2 separate regions of the Homo sapiens genome follow, and region 1 is linked to region 2. A link is a loop called in an ENCODE intact Hi-C map of the cell type or tissue named here. Cell type or tissue: OCI-LY7. All regions are shown on one strand. Each heading gives the region's core, and the rest is flanking DNA. Links, peaks and the distances in the headings are about the cores only. Region 1 overlaps MAST4 (microtubule associated serine/threonine kinase family member 4). Region 2 overlaps MAST4 (microtubule associated serine/threonine kinase family member 4).

Region 1 (9,314 bases), core at 987-8,986, 77 kb before region 2:
TTTTGCTGAACTGATGGATATTTGAGTATGTGAAGAGAGGAAACAGAGAAGGATGCCTGCCTCTCTCCCTTTCCAGGGCATCGGTGTCTTTCTGTGGTCTGTAAGCCTGGAAAAGAATGTTTTCCAACAAAAGCTCCATTTTATAAATATAGCATTCTTTTCTTGGCAACGCACTAAATGCTGGCCTGTCACCCCAAGTCTTGTGGAGGGTAGTAGGGACAGTGAAATAGAAGAAATTAGCAGGTGAAGAGAATAACACTTGTCTATCTAATACTTTTTGGTCATTTGTTAGTGCTTTGTTCCTCAAATAGAAGAATGGCCATTGTGAGAGAGTAACTTTTCCAGGAGTAACTATAGTAGACGGTTTTGCATTTGGGGACTTGACGGGATGTTTGCTCCTGAATCTTTGAGCTCAAAACACATCAGGGGCTTGCTGGGTACCAAATTATGCTGTGCCACCCTCAGAGTAGGGACTTGGTGAGTGAGAGCCCCAGGGCATATGTATTTCACTCACTCGGAGCTGTCAGGTCTTATCAACCTTCGTTAGGAATATTTTTCTCCCTGAAAACTCATAAAAATTCATGTTGAATATCAATGCCTGCAGAATCCTGTGGAATTTTGTTGAGCTGCTTATACCCTTTTCTCCTAATAGAGATATAGAGAATGATACATTCTCCTCATATACACGGGTACAGATGTGTGCTTGTGAATCTATACAGGAAGCTCATGTATGTGGCAAAGTAAGTTTGTTGAGGGGAATGAAATAAACTAATTTTCCCTCCACCGAGTCAATATGACTAAGATATTTCTATGCATAGTCTCAGAAGACTCCATTCTGGGGAATATTTTAAATTTTATTAACCTTGTACATATTTTGCCAGATTCCTATTCAGCATACTTCTTTATTTTATTACCATAGTGATGCTTTGTTTACTCATATATCTGGAAATAAAATAATTTAGATTTAATTTTTAAAAAAAATTTATATCAAGGTCACCTTTTTTGTTGTTTGAAACAATAGATTTGTAAATTCTTACCAACACTGTATATGTCCTTGAGTCCTATAAAGAAAAAAGTGTTTTATATATTGTAAATATATATAAAATATCAGAAAGTAGGATATATATTATACAAGATATGTGGAATATATGGGATATATATTATACCAGAATTTTAGTATTTTAAATATAGGTCTTAAATGGAATGAAAGACTTAGGTTGCTTTTTTTTTTTTTTTTTTTGATGGAGTAAGGAAAGGGATAGTACTTAAAAATAATTGTTACCTGGTTATTATAGTTCGCTGTTAGCAAAATATTCTATAGGACACATCATATCCCATGATGCTGAAGATGAAACCCTGGTATAGTAGAAGGTGGATGCTTGTGTTTTCTCTAGCACTTTCACAACAAAGCAATTATATTGTATTGCATGTAAATATTTGTGAGTGGGGAAAATATATAGAAGTCTACAATACTACTTCCCCTCCACATTAAAACCATATGAAGTTATGCCTACAAATTAAAATATTGTAAAAGCTCAATACAGTTTTAAATTTTTCAACAAAGTTATGTAGTACTTCTTTATTTGTAATAATAAAAAGTATCATTGTGTGAAATTAGTATGGGCACATTATCTCTAATACTTGCCGTTAATAATGGCATTGAACCCTAACTGATAGCCTTTAAAAAAAACAACAAAGCATGGCCTTTAGTAAAACAAAACAATATGTGACATTTCTGTAGAAATGCTGTAATAGAGAAAAATTTAGCTCTGTGAGCAGTAGTCTCATTTATGGGAATGGTAATTATCTGTAAGTTGAGACTTAACATTTTTGTAGATTTTATGAGAAAATATTTGCTAGTCCTTGTTTTTACATCTTTTTTTCGTCCTGCCTCTGTGTCTATCTCTCTTTTCTCCACCTCATATGGGGACAATTCTGTTTTTACAGGTCCTGATTTTTTTTTTTTAAATGTCTCACCAGAAGTGATAACTCATTTTGTTAGAATGGTAGGGAGCTCAAAAGTGGAGGATTGTGACTTCAGTTGTGGCTTAATCAGCCCAAGCAGGTGCATTCTAAGTAAAAGAGATACGGTTTTAATGCAACTGTCCCCCCTAATTCAGAGAAAGGGAGACAAGTATAGGAAATGACACAGCAGTTAAGTCAGAATTGTTTCTAAATAGATTGTTTTTTTTTTCCCTGAATTCTCTGAGCACCAGCAGCAGTGTCTTGTTAAAGTGAAGAGAGATATAAATGAAGAGGAGTTGAGGATGACTGTGTTAATTTTTTGTTCTGAGGGATCAGAAATACTTAAGAAAAATGAAGTCGGAGATTTACATAAATAGGTGGGAGCCTCAGTAGTGTCATGTTCATTTGAGAGTAGAATTTGATTCTGGGGACCTCAAATAACAGAAGATGATTATATTCAAAATGTCCAAGGCACTACTGTAAGGCAACTTAAATGGCATGTGCCTTAACAGGGTGGCTTTGTAGTGAGGTTCTGGAATTTTTCTCATTCTTTTGTCTCGCAGTGTGCTATTGTATGAGTAGCAGTGAGAAAATGTTTGGATAGCATGTCTAAGAACCAGAGCATGCAGAGAAAACAGGGCTTTTATTCTACTTTGCATCTTAGTTAATTTGGTTTTTAGAGAAGCACACTATTTTGACTTGAAAGGCATTAGCCATATCTTCTTATTTACTTGAGTGGTGGTTACAAGAGTATTCTATATTTATTTATTACACTTTGCTCTTATGTTTTAGGTATTTTTTGCATATTTCACAATAAAAATGGTTAAAAAAAGTCACTAGTGTATTCTAGACCTTTCAAGTCAACCATACCAATTTATTCATTCCTCCGTCTACCCAACAAATACTAATTGAGCACCTACTGTGCATCGGGTACTGTTACTGGCACTGGGAATACAGTAATGAACAAAGCAAGCAAAAGTCCCTGGTCTCATGGGGTTTATATTGCATGGAGGGGAGGCAGATAATATGTCAGGCAATGGGTTAGAGCAGGAGTTGACAGTCGTCTTCTATAGAGGGCCAAATAGTAAATACTTCAGGCTTTGTGGGCCAGATGGTTTTTGTCGCAACTACTCAACTCTGCCACTGTAGTGTGAGAGCAGCCATAGCCAATACGTCCATGAAAGGATATAGCTGTGTTCCAACAACACTGCTATTTACAGAATCATGCAGCGGGCCAGATTTGACCCACAGTCCTCCTTAGTTTGCAGACCTCTGTGTTACATGGTAGTGTACCCTAAGGAGAAAAAAAAAATGGAATATGGAGTGCTGGGGTGTGGGGTGAGGGATATTTATAGATTTTGACAGCATGGTCGAGGAAGATGTTTCCGTGAAAGTGACTTGTGTAAAGATTTGAACAAGATGATGTGTTTGGCCATGTGTCTATCTGGAGAGAAGGGGAAACAGCAAGTGCAAAGGCCCTGAGATGGAACATATCTGGAGAATTCGAAGAATGGTAAGAAGGCCAGAGTGGAGCAGAACAAGTGTGGGAGAGAGTTGTAGGAGATGAGATCAAAGGCTAGGAATGAAGTGTAAGGCCATGTCATGTGACCTTGTATGTCCTTGTAAGGCTTTTTTTTTTTTTTTCTAACTTGGAAATCAGTTGCATAGTCACTGGAAGGTTTTAAGTAGAAGGGTGACAAGATCTAATTTTTAACAGGCTCACTGGCTTCTGTATGGATAATAGATTAAAGAGGCTTGGAGTGAAAACAGAGAATCAGTTAAGGGTTACTGCAGTAATCAGGTTAGAGGTGATGGTGCTTGGAGCAGGTTGACAATAGAGGTGGTAAGAAGCAAACAGGCTCAGGATGTGTATTGAACATAAACTTGACAGGGTTTGCTCACAGAGTGAAAATGGAAGATGATAACTGGAAAAATCAAAGAGGACTTCCAAGTTTTTGGCCAGGTGAACTCAAAGGGTAGAGTGCCATTTATGGAGTGGGGAAGATGTCAGACAACCAGCCTAATAACAACCTTGCGGCACAGAATCCCAGACCCAATAAAGCACCAGACAGAGATGTCAAGCTAACCAAGGTTATGCCATCTTCTGGGTTTGTGTGTGCCCTAATGGCCATAGGTGCCCTGTTCCTAAGGCTGCAGCTTGTGCTGTCCGTGGTGGGGTTTGCTCATAGCCTTCAGTCTGTTGCTAAGTTATGGACTTTGTGCTACTATGGGTCCCTGAGAGTCCTGAATTCCTATGGGACAGGTGAAGATGACCCAGATCCTTTGGGTGAATCCCTTTTGATCCATAAAGTTATCAAAAGAAACCCTGATATCCAGTGGGTCACCAGGGAAGCCCTCAAACACAGAGAGATGTGTGGGCTGACATCTGTAGCTACAAGGATTATGGCCTTATAAGAACCATGGTTCAAAAAACTAATACCAAGCCCTCTTAAATGCTTTTCAAAAAGTAGAAGAGGAAACATTCCCAGACTCATTTTATGAGGCCAGTGTCACCCTGATTCCAAAGCCAGACAAAGACACCACAAGAAAAGAAAACTACAGGCTATAATCCCTGATAAACATAGATGCAAAAATCCTCAATAAAGTACTAGCAAATATCATTCAGTAGCACATTTTAAGGATCATACATCATGACCAAGTGGGATTTATCCCTGGGATGCAAGGATGGTTCAATGTACATACAATATGATATGCCACATTCACAGCATAGAAGATAAAAACATCATTTCATCAGATGCAGAAAAAATATTTGACAAAAATTAACATTATTTTATGATTAAAAACTCTGAACCAAATAGGCATAAGAGGAACTTAGTAAAAGCCATATATGAAGGACCCACAACTAACGCTATAATCAATGGGCTAAAACTTAGTTTTTCCTCTAAGATTTGGAGCAAGGCAAGGATGCCATATGTCATCACTTCTCTTCGACATTGTACTGGAAGTCCTAGGCAGAGAAAACAGACAGGAAAAAGAAAAGGCATTCAAATTGGAAGGGAAGAGGCAAAATTATCTGTTTGCAGGTGTCATGATCATATATACATGGAAAATCCTAAAGACTTCACAAAAACTGTTAGAACTGATCAGTGAATTCAGTAAAGTAAGATACAAAAATCAACATACAAAAACAGTGGCATATCTGTACATCAACAATAAACTCTCTAAAAGGAAAATTAAGAGAATCTCATTTACATTAGCAAGAAAAGATAAAATACTTAGGAATTAAGGAGGTGAGAGACTTGTACATTTAATTATAAAATATTGATGAAGGAAATTTAAAACAAATGGAAAGATCTCATGTTCACAGATTGGAAGAATTAATATTGTTAAAATGTTTTTTTTTTTTTTTTTTTTTTTGAGATGGAGTCTTGCTTTGTCACCCAGGCTGGAGTGCAAGTGGCATGATCTCGGCTCACTGCAAGCTCTGCCTCCCGGTTTCATGCCATTCTCTTGCCTCAGCCTCCCCAGCAGCTGGGACTACAGGTGCATGCTGCCACGCCTGGCTAATTTTTTTGTATTTTTAGTAGAGATGGGGTTTCACCGTATTAGTCAGGATGGTCTCAATCTCCTGACCTCGTGATCTGCCCGCCTCGGCCTCCCAAAGTGCTGGGATTATAGGTGTGAGCCACAGCGCCCGGCCTGTTTAAATGTTTATACTATGCCAAACAACAGATTCAAAGTAATTCCTATCAAACTCTCAATGGTATCTTTTACAGAAATAAAAAAACTAACCCTAAAATGTATATGGGACCACAAAAGACCCTGAATAGCCAAAACAATCTTGAGCAAGAAGAACAAAGCTGGAGGCATCCAACTTCCTGACTTCAAATTATATTACAACGCTATAGTAATCACAACAGCATGGTACTGCTATAAAAGCAGATATACTGGCCAGTGGAAAAGAATAGAGAGCCCAGAAATAAACCTACATATTTATGGTCAACAATTTCTGTAAGAGTGCCAAGTGTGTAACGGGGAAAGGATAGACTTTTCAGCAAAAGAATAAAATTGGACGCCTGTCTCATACTGGTCACAGAAATCAACTCAAAATGGATGAAAGACTTTAACATAAGACTTGCAATTGTAAAACTCCTAGAAGAAAACAGGGAAAACCTTGACCTTGGTCTTGGCAATAATTTTTTGGATATAGCAACAAAAGCAAAAATGGTATTACATAAAACTAAAAAGCTTCGTCGTAGCAAAGGAAATAATCAAAATGAAGTGTTATTTTTTTGTACATGCAAAGCTCTAGAGCATGACCTAGCATACAAAAAACATTAACTATTTATATTCTCCTAACTCTGGTGGTCTCCCTCAGCTCACTGTGACACTTGGCCTTATTGTTCCTTTCCTTCATGTGTGCGTGTGTGTGTCTTCTCCAGCAAGATTATATTGCATATGGGATTCAGGTTGAGATAAATGAAAAGACAACCTACAGAATGGGAGAAAACCTACCTCTGTTGCATTCGGTTTCCTTCTGTGGTCTTTAAGCCTGCAGAAGGATGTTTTCCAACAAAAGCACCATTTATAAATACAATATTCCTCATGGCAGCACTGTAAATGCTGGCCTGTTACCCCCATGACAGGGATATAACCCTTGTTGAGTAAAAATATTAGCAAACTGTGTATCTAATAAGGGATTAACATCCAAAATATATGAAGAGTGAATACAACTCAATACCAAAAATACAAATAATCCAATTAAACGGGCAAAGTACCTAAATAGGTACTTGTCAAAAGAGAAAATTTAAATGGCTAACAGGTATATTTAAAGGTGCTCAACATCTTTCATCATCAGGAAAAAGAGTCAAAACCATAAAAAGAACAGATAAATGTTGGCGAGGATATGGAGAAATGGGAATCCTAGTACACAGCTGGGAATGTAAATTAGTATAGCCATTATGGAAAACAGTATGGAAATTCCTCAGAAGATTAAAAAAGGAAGCACCATAGGGCCCAGCAATTCTACTTCTGGTTAGATAGTCAAAGGAACTGAAATCAGGATCATAAAGAGATACTTGCACTCATGTTCTTAGCATTATTCACAGTAACAAAGATGTAGAAACAACCTAAATGTCACTCAACAGATGAGTAAAGAAAATGTGGTATATATGTGTACAATGGAATATTATTCTGCCTTTAAAAAGAAGGAAATCCTATTTGCAACAACATGGGTGGAGCCAGAGGACATTATGCTAAGCAAAATGAGACACAGAAAGAAATATTGCATGATATAACTTAACATAGAATCTAAAATATAAATAATCTAAAATCTAAAATGTATAGAAGCAGAGAGGAGAGTGGTTATGGGATGATATTAGTCAAAGGGTACAAAGTTTCAGTTAACGGTAGATGAAGTTCTGAAGATCTAATGTACAGCATGTCGAAGATAATATTTTATTATATACTTAGAATTTGCTAAAAGGGTAGATCTTAAATCTTCTCATATACACACGTGCACAAATGATAACTGTAGGGGTAATAGAGATGCATTTCACAATGTATATGTTTTCCAAAGCATCAAGTTGTACCCCTTAAATACACAGTTTTCATGTTCACAATATCTAAATAGAGCTGTTAAGAAAAATCATGGGTTCCATGCACTACTGATGGTTCTCACTGTATATCTTGGAGAAGGTGCAATACTCTTCCGCTGCACTGTTAGTACATTTAAGTAACATGTAAAATACAGCACCAATAAGCAATTTAGGACAGTAATATCTGCTTAAAATGTTCTGTAAATTCTCAGCTAGAACATTTGCAAATTGTTTCCCAAATGCATTGCAAATTTATGACAGTTAAAGTGCAGTAATGATTTAAAGACTGTAAGCAGTGTTTCCTGTATCTTATAAGACAAATGCTTTAGTTTTACCTTTATCTCATTAGAGAGTTATATGTCAGTGCTGAAAATGCCATGCTGTAAGGTATAAAAGGTATAAAATCCTTTCAAGGGGTGAGGGTTGAGATTTCTGTTAAACACCTAAGTGGAGATGTGAGGAAAAAAGTTGGATAAAAGCCTGGAAGTCAGGAAGGGACACCTAAGCGAGGGATGTTTGGGGAGTCTGCTGGTAGGGAAAGCTGTGGGACCAATGGGATCATTGGGATAGTTAGCAGTGCCCAAGGCACTTCATGACTTACAGGTCAGGAAGATACGAAGCAACTAGCAAAGGATACTAAGTCAAATGGCCAAAGATAGGAGGTTTGTATTAGTTTGTTCTAATGCTGCTAATAAAGACATGTGAGACTGGGTAATTTATAAAGGAAAGCGGCTTAATTGACTCACAGTTCAGCAGGGCTGGGGAGGCCTTAGGAAACTTACAATTTGGGCGGAAGGGGAAGCAAACATGTCCTTCTTCACATGCAGCAGCAAGGAGAAGTGCCAAGCAAAAGGGGGAAAAGACCCTTATAAAGCCATCAGATCTTGTGAGAACTCACTCACTATCACGAGAAAGGCAGCATGGGGATAACTACTCCCATTCTTCAGTTACCTCCCACCAGGTCCTTCCCATGACACATGGAGATTATGGGAACTAAAAGATTAGATTTGGGTGGGTTCACGCCAAACCATATGAAGGTTTAAAAGGAAAACAGTGGTGTCCTGGAAGGAGCATAAAATGGTGTTTTGAGGAAGAAGATGTGATCAACCATGTTCAGTGCTACTGAAAGGAAGGCAAGACTGAGAAGTAAGACTTCACCAGGGTAGCAGTCATAGATGACTTGCTTTAGAACATTGTGTTCGTGTGAGAATTTTTAGATCAATGGCTGCAAATAATTAAACTCAGCATATACAATTTGGGCATCTGTGACCTGCATTAATGACTGCCATCTTTCTTCTAACCATTTATCATGGTCATTATCATTTTAGTATTATTAAAGAAAAAACTTCTAGCAAAAACTAGAGTTTATCTGTTAAAAAAAAAAAGCTGAAATAGGGAGCTGTAAAGCTGCTTTTACAACATTTTCATTGGTTTATTCCCAGTTAAGTCATGTGACTGTGGGATCTTGCATATTGTCACTCCAGTTTCATTGGGTTCACACTATGCCCTTTCAGAGTTACTGGAAGTTTGAACAGATTAAGTACCTTTCAGCTCCTCTGGACAAAATGCCATCTGTGTTCTGCCCCCCACCCCACCCCTACCAATTGCTATTTTATGTTGCTAAAAACAAAAGTTTCTTTGATTTTTAAAATTTTTTAAAATTGATTTTTAAGTGTTTGTTGTTGTTGTTTCTTGTTTTAGAGACAGAGTTTTGCTCTCTCGCCCAGACTATAGTGCAGTGGTGTAATTATAGCTCACTGCAGCCTTGAATCTCCTGAGCTCAAGTGATCC
Region 2 (9,314 bases), core at 429-8,428:
ATCTGCATTTTTTTTTTTACTGCATTTACATTTGCACTGATTGGCAAAAGCAATGGTGAGTAAAATTGCTAGCACTCTAGTGTCCAACAACAGTACTAGTAGTTATTGCATCCTTCTGCCACTCACTTGCAGTAAATAATGGCACTTTCACTTAATATCCTGATGAAGCAGTAAAAAAAATTCTTAATTTTATTGTATCTTAACCCTTGAGAGTACTTTTAAAAAATATTCTGCGTGATGAAATGGGAAGTATGCATACAGCATTTCTGCACAATGAAATATGGTTGTCTCAAGGAGAAGCACTTGTGCGATCGGTGGACAGACTATGGTTATCAGATGTAGACATTTGGCAGACACTTTCTTGAATGGAAAGAAGTCAACTTCTCACTTCAAGGAAAACAACTGTACTTGTTGCCAGTGATTTTAAGTCTTCAAGTGAAAATTAGGGTTTTGGAAAACTTATATCTGCTACCCTGAACTTGAGAGCTTCCCAATATTTAAAGACTTTTTTCATGTGTCTGTTTTTGGAACATCTGTATAACTTAAGGAACCAGTATTTTCCAAGTGACCGATGTACGATGTTTCAAAATTATGCATGGATAAAAGATCCATTCAAAATGCAAGATAGACTAATACATTAATGATAACCATATCAGAAAGTTCATTGATATGGTTTGAAATTTTAATTACAAATAACCTTTAAGAAACTAGTACTTGTTGAGTTTTAGGGTAGTGTTGAAGAATTTCCACAATTATCTGAAAGTCTGTTACAATAGTCCTTACTTTTTGCAACCACATGTGTCTGTGCAAGGGCAAATTTTCTTCAGGCAATTGAACCAAAATAAGATACCACAATAGATTGAGTGCAGAAGCAGATATGAGAATGCAGCTGTCTTTTAAGCTGGACACCCAAGAGATTTGCAAAAAGGTAAAAACAATGGCACTCTTTCACCATTATGCTAACATGTAATAGATTTATTTTTAAATGAATTATTATTTTTTATTTTCTTCTCTGGTGCTTGAATCAGGGCGAACTAATGTTTTTTAAATGTCTGCTTTAATTTCTAATATGGTAAATATCAACAGATATAATCACAAGGATTTATCATAGATATGACACCTAATAACATTTATGAGTACAAAGGGGGCCTGAAACCAAAGTCTTCAGGAACTGCTGCTGTCCTAAGCTAAGTCAACACCCATAAGCTACAGCACGTCCTAACTCGATTCCCAACATTCCATGACCTAACCACCACTTTCTGTCCTTCCACTCGTGTGTACTTCATTTCTCCTTGGGAACCTCTGCTTCAGTGGCTCTACCTGTTTCGCTATCCACCACCCATCTCGTGGCCTGGCTTCCCTCCTAACCCACTTTAGAGTATGTAGTCTGGACTCCTGCAAAATCCCTTGCCTCTCTCTCACCTGATGGACTGGGCTTAACACAGCCCTGATTTTGTAAATCCAAGTACCCACACTCTTAGTTCCCGCAGCTGAGTATCTTGGAGACAGCTGAGTAATCAATCTCACTGGTGTAACCTCAGCTCTGCTGTCCCATCTTACTCATTCTCATTCCCTCCTCCTCTCCTTGTCTCAACCCTACTCTCAGCTGTCTTACCCACCCCTTTCCACCCATCCCCACTCCTGCCCCCTCCCTTCTTAGGCTACTGTGTCCCTATCTGTTCCTGGCTGTCCTACCCCCTTGCTGGCTGCTGCTTCTCTATCTCTTTTACAGGTACCTCTTTCTCTGCCCAGTCTATGGAGGTTGGAGTAGTTTGGTGTTTTATTCTTGGCTCTCTCCTCCATCTGGACATTTGCTTTAAGTGATTCAGCTATCCAGCCCTCAACTCTAAATACTGCCTGTAAGGAGTGTCTCCTGTATCTCTGGCTCCAGCACTGATCTCTCACAGGAACTCCATATTTATGATCCATCTGTCTGCCTGGCATCTCCACTTGGATATCTGCTGGGCATCTTAGCATAACAGAGCTTTTGCTTCCCCATCTCATAAATGGCACCACCACATACCCTTAGACCCCCAAGATGTGAATTGTTCTTCATTCCCCTAGTGTTCTTCACATCCCCCACACAAGTTCTGTGAGTTCTGTGGCCACTGCCTTTAAACTCTCCCTCCATGGGCATAACCCTTCTGTGGGACACCCCCGTTCTCACTTGAACTCTTGTACTTCCTTGGTCTCTCTGCTTCCACTTTTACCTCCCTATAGTCCAATCTCTGTTTGTCAGCTTTTATCTTGTTTAAAGTATAAACCAGTTTATATCATTTCTCTGCTTAGAATCTATTGATAGCATCTCAGTACAACTAGGATACTAGTTTACCACCTCCAGGCCCTATGTGATCCAGTCCCCATCTTCCACCCTGACACGCCCTCCGGCACAATCTCCCCCAGCCATGTTAGTCCTCTGTCTTCCTCACTGGTACCCTGTTCTCATCTCAGAGTCTTTGGGTTTGCTGTTATTTCTTCCTTAAATGTTCCCTTCCTTAGATCTTATAGTCACACCATCTTATCATTTAATTCTCAGTCAAATGTTATCTTTCTCAGAAGTTTCCTGACTGCCCCAGCAGCACACCCTCCCCCAAGCCCTGGAATTCTTTAGCACATTGCCCTATTTTATTTTTTCTCCAGAGAACTGCAGGCCCTAAGGGGTGGAACTGTTTTTGTTGATGTTCATCCATCTCACTTTGAGCAGAAGTTCCAGAGGGATTTTTTTGTTAGTCACCAATCCATTAATTCTCTTTGTCTCATGGACCAACCCAAATGCCCATCAGTGATAGACTGGATGAAGAAAATATGGTACATATACATCATGGAATACTGTGCAGCCATAAAAAGGAATGAGATCAGGTCCTTTGTAGAGTCATGGATGAAGCTGGAAACCATCAGTCTTAGCAGACTAACACAGGAACAGAAAACCAAACACCACGTGTTCTCACTCATAAGTGGGAGCTGAACAATGAGAACACATGGACACAGGGAGGGGAACAACACACACCAGGGCCTGTTGGTGGGGCGGGGGGGAAGGGAGGGAGAACATCAGGATAAATAGCTAATGCATGCGGGGCTTAATACCTAGGTGATGGGTTGATGGGTGCAGCAAACCACCGTGGCACACATTTGCCTGTGTAACAAACGTGCATATTCTGCACATATATCCCGGAACTTAAAAAAAAAAACAAACCCCAAACTCTTTGTCTCATAGTAGGTATACAACACATTTTTCTTGCATGAATGAATCAATTATTAACAGTGCAGCTGTGATTGTGAAACTAGCTGCATGGTTGCTATTACCGACATTTTTGGTGTTGACTGCAGCCCAGTGTCTTCTGCTCTGTGGCTTTGCCTCTATTTCCCTCCCCTTCTCCCTTGAGGCATAATAAGGGTGTTATGGCCAAAATGGAAACTGATAATTTTGTTTTCTCTATTGGCAGCAAAGAGAATAATTAACTGTAGTTCGAAAAGCAGAATTATATTACCTTTGCATTTCTTAGCAAGATATTTTATAGAAATGATTCTATTATTTCATGATGGAAAATTGTGATGGTTTATCACTCCATTGTAACCCCATACAAATTTTTGTTCTCGCTCTTTTTTTTTGTATTCAAATTATCTTTAATCTTGATAAAATCCTTTAAGCCTTAAATTTTGATATGATACACTTAAATGTTTTGAATTTTATATTAACCTTGTCAGAACTGGTGGGTGGATCACCTGAGGTCAGGAGTTCAAGACCAGCCTGGCCAGCATGGCAGAACCCCACCTCTACTAAAAATATAAAAACTAGCCGGGCTGGTGGTAGTGGGCACCTGTAATCCCAGCTAACTGGGAGGCTGAGGCACGAGAATTGCTTGAACCCAGGAGGCAGAGGTTGCAGTGAGCCGAGATCATGCCATTGCATTCCAGCCTGGGCAACAACAGAGTGAGACTCCATCTCTCAAACAAAAAAAACAAAAACAAAAAAAACAACAACTGACTCTAAGCAAGTCCTTTCTCTGTATGGAAATGAGGCTGTGAGATTAAAAAAAAAATTATATATATATATATATATACACACACACACACACACACACACACATATATACACATCGGTGTATTAGAACTTGTGGATAACATATTCAAGTGTCCTTTTATTTGTATAAAATGGATTGCTTATGGCTCTTTAGATCTTTTAATATTAATATACTGAGATCATCTTGGGAATTATTTAAGACTGTTTGCAAATATGTTTTTAATCTTCTGTGTTGCATTATAAGTGCTATTTACATTTCCTAATAATAAAGCACATTTATTAATCATGAATATAATCATTAATGTAATTAAGTAATTACCAAAATAATTATTGGTTATCATTACTATTTTATTGAAGTCATTACTAGTGCATTTTTGAACATGTTTCAACAAATCATGATTAACTTAAGGTTTGCATTCTAGCAAGTGACCAAAACTTGGCTGTTTCTCTTTATAGGTTGTATGGGCACGCAGTGATTCCATGACCTTTGAGATAAATCATACAACTTGCTTTTTAATGAATTTACTTTAAATACATTTTGAGAGATTATGAAACTGCTACTCAATGTCTTATAGTACCCCACTGTGTTTTCTCTGTTGTTCTGCCTGGTTCTTTACAATTAGTAAGGTGCATCCCCGTGTCTCTCCTCACAGAGAGGGGTCTGTAGCTCTTGTCTAATTTTCTGTTTCACTTCCTTGCTTATCTGTATTTCAAGCCCAGGTGTGTTTAGCTGTCTAGTTTTTGTGGTACATTAGGCCTTGGTTTTCTGATCCAGCACACTGAGTTTCTCAAGAGTTCAAAGCTATTGCTATTTGAATTTGGATGCTTCTTTAGTGAAGTCTTCATTTCAAAGATTACTTTTTCTGTTTTCTGAACTTGGTTTTCTGTAAACACAACATAAATCATGGAAAAAGTCGTGCATTTGAAATAAAAAATAAGGTCAGGTCCTGATGCTGGAATTTCACTGCCTTGAGTGAGTTGCTTCAGGTTTTTTAACCTCCATCTATTATTTTATCAAATGGAAATGATGATCATATCAACCTTATAGGTTATAGGATTTTTTTTAATGAAAATTCCCTATGAGAATTGGTTTTCACCTTTTAGAGGACTATACTCTACCTAAAACATGAACTTTGCAAGTTAAAAACTTTAGAAAATTAAATTCATATATAGTTCAAAATATACTAGGCTTTTACATTCACTTTTGTCTTTATTCTTGTTACTGAAAAAATATTTTTCCCTGTGGAAATGTTTTGGGATATGATCACTTTTGCTCAGATAATTGTGAGTCCTGAGTGAGTGCTGCTCCCAGGAGCAGACTTTGAAGTTTCATGATAGAAAAAGTCTATAATGTTGATTGGCTCCTTGGCCCTTTCCTCTTTCTCCCATCAGGGAATGGGAGCATCGGCTGCTGGACCTGCTGGCCCAGGAGTGGGTAACTGCCTTATGCAGAGCAGAGGATCCTCATCCCAGTGGTCCCTCGACTGCCATGGGGTTCACTCTTGTTTTTATTCACTTATTACCACCAAGTATTTATTTAGAACTTTCTACGGGCAGGCTCCATTCCAGGCTCTGAAGATAGTCTTTCCTCTCATGGAGCTGACATTAGGGGTAGAGGGAATGTGGTGATGGGCAACACAGAAATAGTTACGTTATGTCAGTGGTCCAGTGGCGTGCTAAGATAAAAATAAAGCAGGGTAGGAGGGCCATGGACGGATGCTGTGTGTGTATGTGGGGAGTGATATTTTAGATAAGTTGGTCAAGGAAGGCCTTTCGGTTAGGGTAACATTTGGGTAGAGGCCAGAATGAAATGAGACAGCCAACTTTTAAGGGAATCTGCAGCAGGAGGCTTTCAGGCAGAGGAGCAGCAAATGCAAAGACCCTGAGGCAGGACTGTGTTTGAAGATAAAGAGGTGAGTGTGGCTGGAGCAGAACAGGCAAGAAAGGAAGGGCAGGTTGACAGAGGAAATCAGAAAGTTACCAGAGACCTAATCAGGTAGGACCTTGAGGCCATTGTTAAGTCTTGGCCTTTTGTACTGAGTGGATGCAAAGCCACCAGAGGGTTTCAGTGTGAGGAGTAATATAATTCAACTTAACGTTCTGAGAGGATCACTCTGGCTGCTGTGTTGAGAATAGACCACAGGAAAGTTGGTGGAAGCGGGGAGATCAGTGAAGATGCCCTTGTAGGAGTTCAGAAGGGGGATGTCAGTGGCTTTACAAGGAAGTGGCCAGATGGGACCAGAACCTGGACCTATTTGAAGGGTGGACCTGTTAGGATTCATTATGGATTAAATGCACATCCTTGTGGCTCCCCTCCCCTGACGAGGTGGCTGGCGTAGCACTGCTAGTGCATTCTCCATCCTTCATGAGTGTGTTCCTCATGTGGGGAGGGGAGTAGGGGGTAGGAGGCTCTCAGCTTCTCAAGAATTCCTTTGGCATTTTGAGAAAGGCTTGATTCCCAGCAAACAGATTCGGGAAGAAGATGACGCTGACATGATAAGAGTTCTTAAGTTTTAAGCTTACTTTGTGCAGCATTTATGGCATGAGCAGCCTGAAAAATGATGCCTTTACCAAGTCATGTAAAAGCAGTAATATTGACCATCTTATATGTATGCATGGATGATCATTGTCATAAAATCACTTTACATTTTGAGTAATATCTAGGTTTATTAGTTGAATCGGTGGGAGCATGGGGGTGTAGGGATAGGGAATGGGAGTAGCAAGATCAGCACTTTCTCTCCAGAGCCAGTGACCCAACTTCTGCAGGGTGAACTCTATAGGGATGCAGCAATGGATGCAGCAGTGGAGTGTTGTTTTTTAACAGCTTTATTGGGATATACTTTATACACATAAAATGTGCTCATCTTGTGTGTACCATTCAATGATTTTTTAGTAAACATACAGAGTTGTTGCCCTCATGCTCATTTACAGTCACTCCCTGTTCTCTCCAGAAGAATGGTTTTGTTATTCTTAGGCATGTCCAAGGTTCGGAAATAGTCATTAAGCTAGTATACAGGAGATCAAATCAGGAGGAAAGAAGTATGTTTATCTCTGCTCCAGTTTGATCTCTTTAGGCAATCAGAAAATGTGAGCTGCCTTGGAAACACAAAGATCATAACATTTTGAGTCACAAACTTTTATAGGAACCTGAAGCATTAACACAACAAACAACATTACCTTGTCCATGTTTTACATAAAGTATAAGAGTGTTTAGGTGGATGATGTTGGTCAGTGTGTTTTTAGTGATTGCCAGGGTAGAGGAAGGCCAAATAGACTAGGTTTCATTAACATTATAATGTTCCTAGGTTAGTATGTTCCAGAGTTTTATGATTAAGAAACACACTTCTTAAGTACCTGAGGTTTTTTTTCCCTGTAACCATTTGTATCTCATTTTATTATACCACGTCTATTTGGAGTGCTCAAATCACCCTTGCAGAAGTACACACCGTTGGGTTGACTCATTTGTTCATCAGAAAAATAGCTGTAGTGTATCAAGTACATACTAAGTGCCAAGTGTTCAACATCAGTTTCCTTATCTGTGAAATGGGGATCCTGAGAACTACTTCATTGGGTGCATATAAATCAGTTAATAAGTTACTCCTGTCTATGTAACAGGCCTCAGTTTTGAGCTACAGGCTAGACTTTGTTGACCTGACCATAGAGCTGCTGTTCCATCCTTCATCTCTGTTGAAAGCTCCTTTCTTCTGCATCCTCTCTGTTGCTTGTTGTTCTTTTTTTTTTTTTTTTTTTTTTGAGACGGAGTCTCGCTCTGTCACCCAGGCTGGATGGAGTGCAGTGGCACGATCTCGGCTCACTGCAAGCTCTGCCTCCCGGGTTCACGCCATTCTCCCGCCTCAGCCTCCTGAGCAGCTGGTACTACAGGCGCTTGCCACCATGCTTGGCTAATTTTTTGTATTTTTAGCAGAGACAGGGTTTCACCGTGTTAGCCAGGATGGTCTCTATCTCCTGACCTCGTGATCCGCCTGCCTCAGCCTCCCAAAGTGCTGGGATTACAGGCGTGTCTTCCACTCTTAAAAGCTTGCTGCTAATCACTGTTGTTCTTGCTCCTTCACTTTCCTCTTTCTTGTCTTTTGTGTATTCTTTTCATATGTAAGAATCTTGAGCTTGCTTCTCGGAAAGCAGTCAGGGAGAAGTTTCAGCTGTTTTAGAGTGCTAAGCAGTCCTAGAGGTGGGGTCACTCAACCCAGCAGGAGAGTTTTTGTTCTTCCTGGCCTGGGATCAAGCTGTGAATGTTAGGTGCCCACCAAGCCACAGAAATTGTTGCTCCACAGTCATCCATAGTTCCTCTGCTGACCTAGTTTTTGGATGGAAATTCATTCCAGAAATGTCCCGTAAGCCATCTCTAGAGAGTGGAAATTGGAGGATCAGGTTTCCTGCTTTTTATTTACATGTGGTAGTTTGGAATTCTGCTTGCACAAATTCACTTGAGATTATCTAAAGACTAAACTTACTGTGGTGCTGTCTGCATTTCCTGTAGCTTCCTTTTTTCTATTTTTAATGGGTATAGCATGAGCATGTTTAGAATGATAACACCAGAAACCTCACTGTAATTAAATACATGTGCTGCTTCAGTTCTAGAAAACTCCCAGGTGTGTTTCTAATCGCTGCTGCATATAGGGATTTTTTTAAAGATAAAAACAAAAGATATAAATGATAAAAGGAAATCTGAGCCAAATATATAATTATACAGATGAATGTTGTGGTGTTATATTGGACAGCAGAGTCAAATCATGTTTCACAGGAACGGTTTCAGGTTCCCCTGAGTCTACTTTGACACTTCCATTTAAAATGCTGTGAAATGAAAACCTAGTTGACTACAAAACTGCATTTTCAGAATGTATTTTTGTAGCCATATGCCTGGCACTTAACTAGTATTTAAAAACTGAGCACTCAAAGCTTCATGATTTTTTAATCAGAAGATATGTTTTCTTGATTCCCTTACCATATATTCATTTTGCTGTAATAAAGGGTTAATCAGTCATGCAATGAAAATTAATAAATTCAAAACCCTTTTGCATATCATATGAATAGCTAGCACTTTTGAATACTTGCTATATGTTAGGCAGTGTTTGATGGTATGTATGTTATTTTGTGTCATTCTTTAATACTTCTTGGAGGTAGGTATTGTTATTATCCCCAATATTTAGGTAGGGAATCAAGGCTTAGTAAGGCGAAGTAACTTTCCCATGGTTACACATGATGTAAATAACAGTGCTGGATTCTAAGCCAGTGGCCCTAGCAGGTTCTCTATGCTGCTTTGCATCTTAAAATA

Evidence for each region. Peaks named below come from ENCODE experiments on the same cell type or tissue, not always from the same donor. Only the 100,000 strongest peaks of a DNase experiment are listed, where the experiment ranks them.
Region 1: it touches region 2 in a loop (4-fold over the local background); 2 of 110 quality-filtered maps call a loop at or near these places.

Annotation. Positions count from the first base shown.
Region 1 is chr5:66,618,827-66,628,140 of GRCh38, forward strand. All of the region lies in intron 1 of MAST4 (microtubule associated serine/threonine kinase family member 4), which reads left to right. Among named protein-coding and RNA genes, the nearest start is that of MAST4, 27 kb to the left of the region's middle. RefSeq lists enhancers at 5,472-5,521, 5,622-5,681. In OCI-LY7, for the core only: no CTCF peak of the experiment used is centred there; a DNase peak (open chromatin) is centred at 5,416; H3K4me3 peaks cover 611 bases; H3K27ac peaks cover 1,203 bases.
Region 2 is chr5:66,696,741-66,706,054 of GRCh38, forward strand. All of the region lies in intron 1 of MAST4 (microtubule associated serine/threonine kinase family member 4), which reads left to right. Among named protein-coding and RNA genes, the nearest start is that of MAST4, 110 kb to the left of the region's middle. In OCI-LY7, for the core only: no CTCF peak of the experiment used is centred there; DNase peaks (open chromatin) are centred at 3,301 and 4,741; H3K4me3 peaks cover 404 bases; H3K27ac peaks cover 1,617 bases.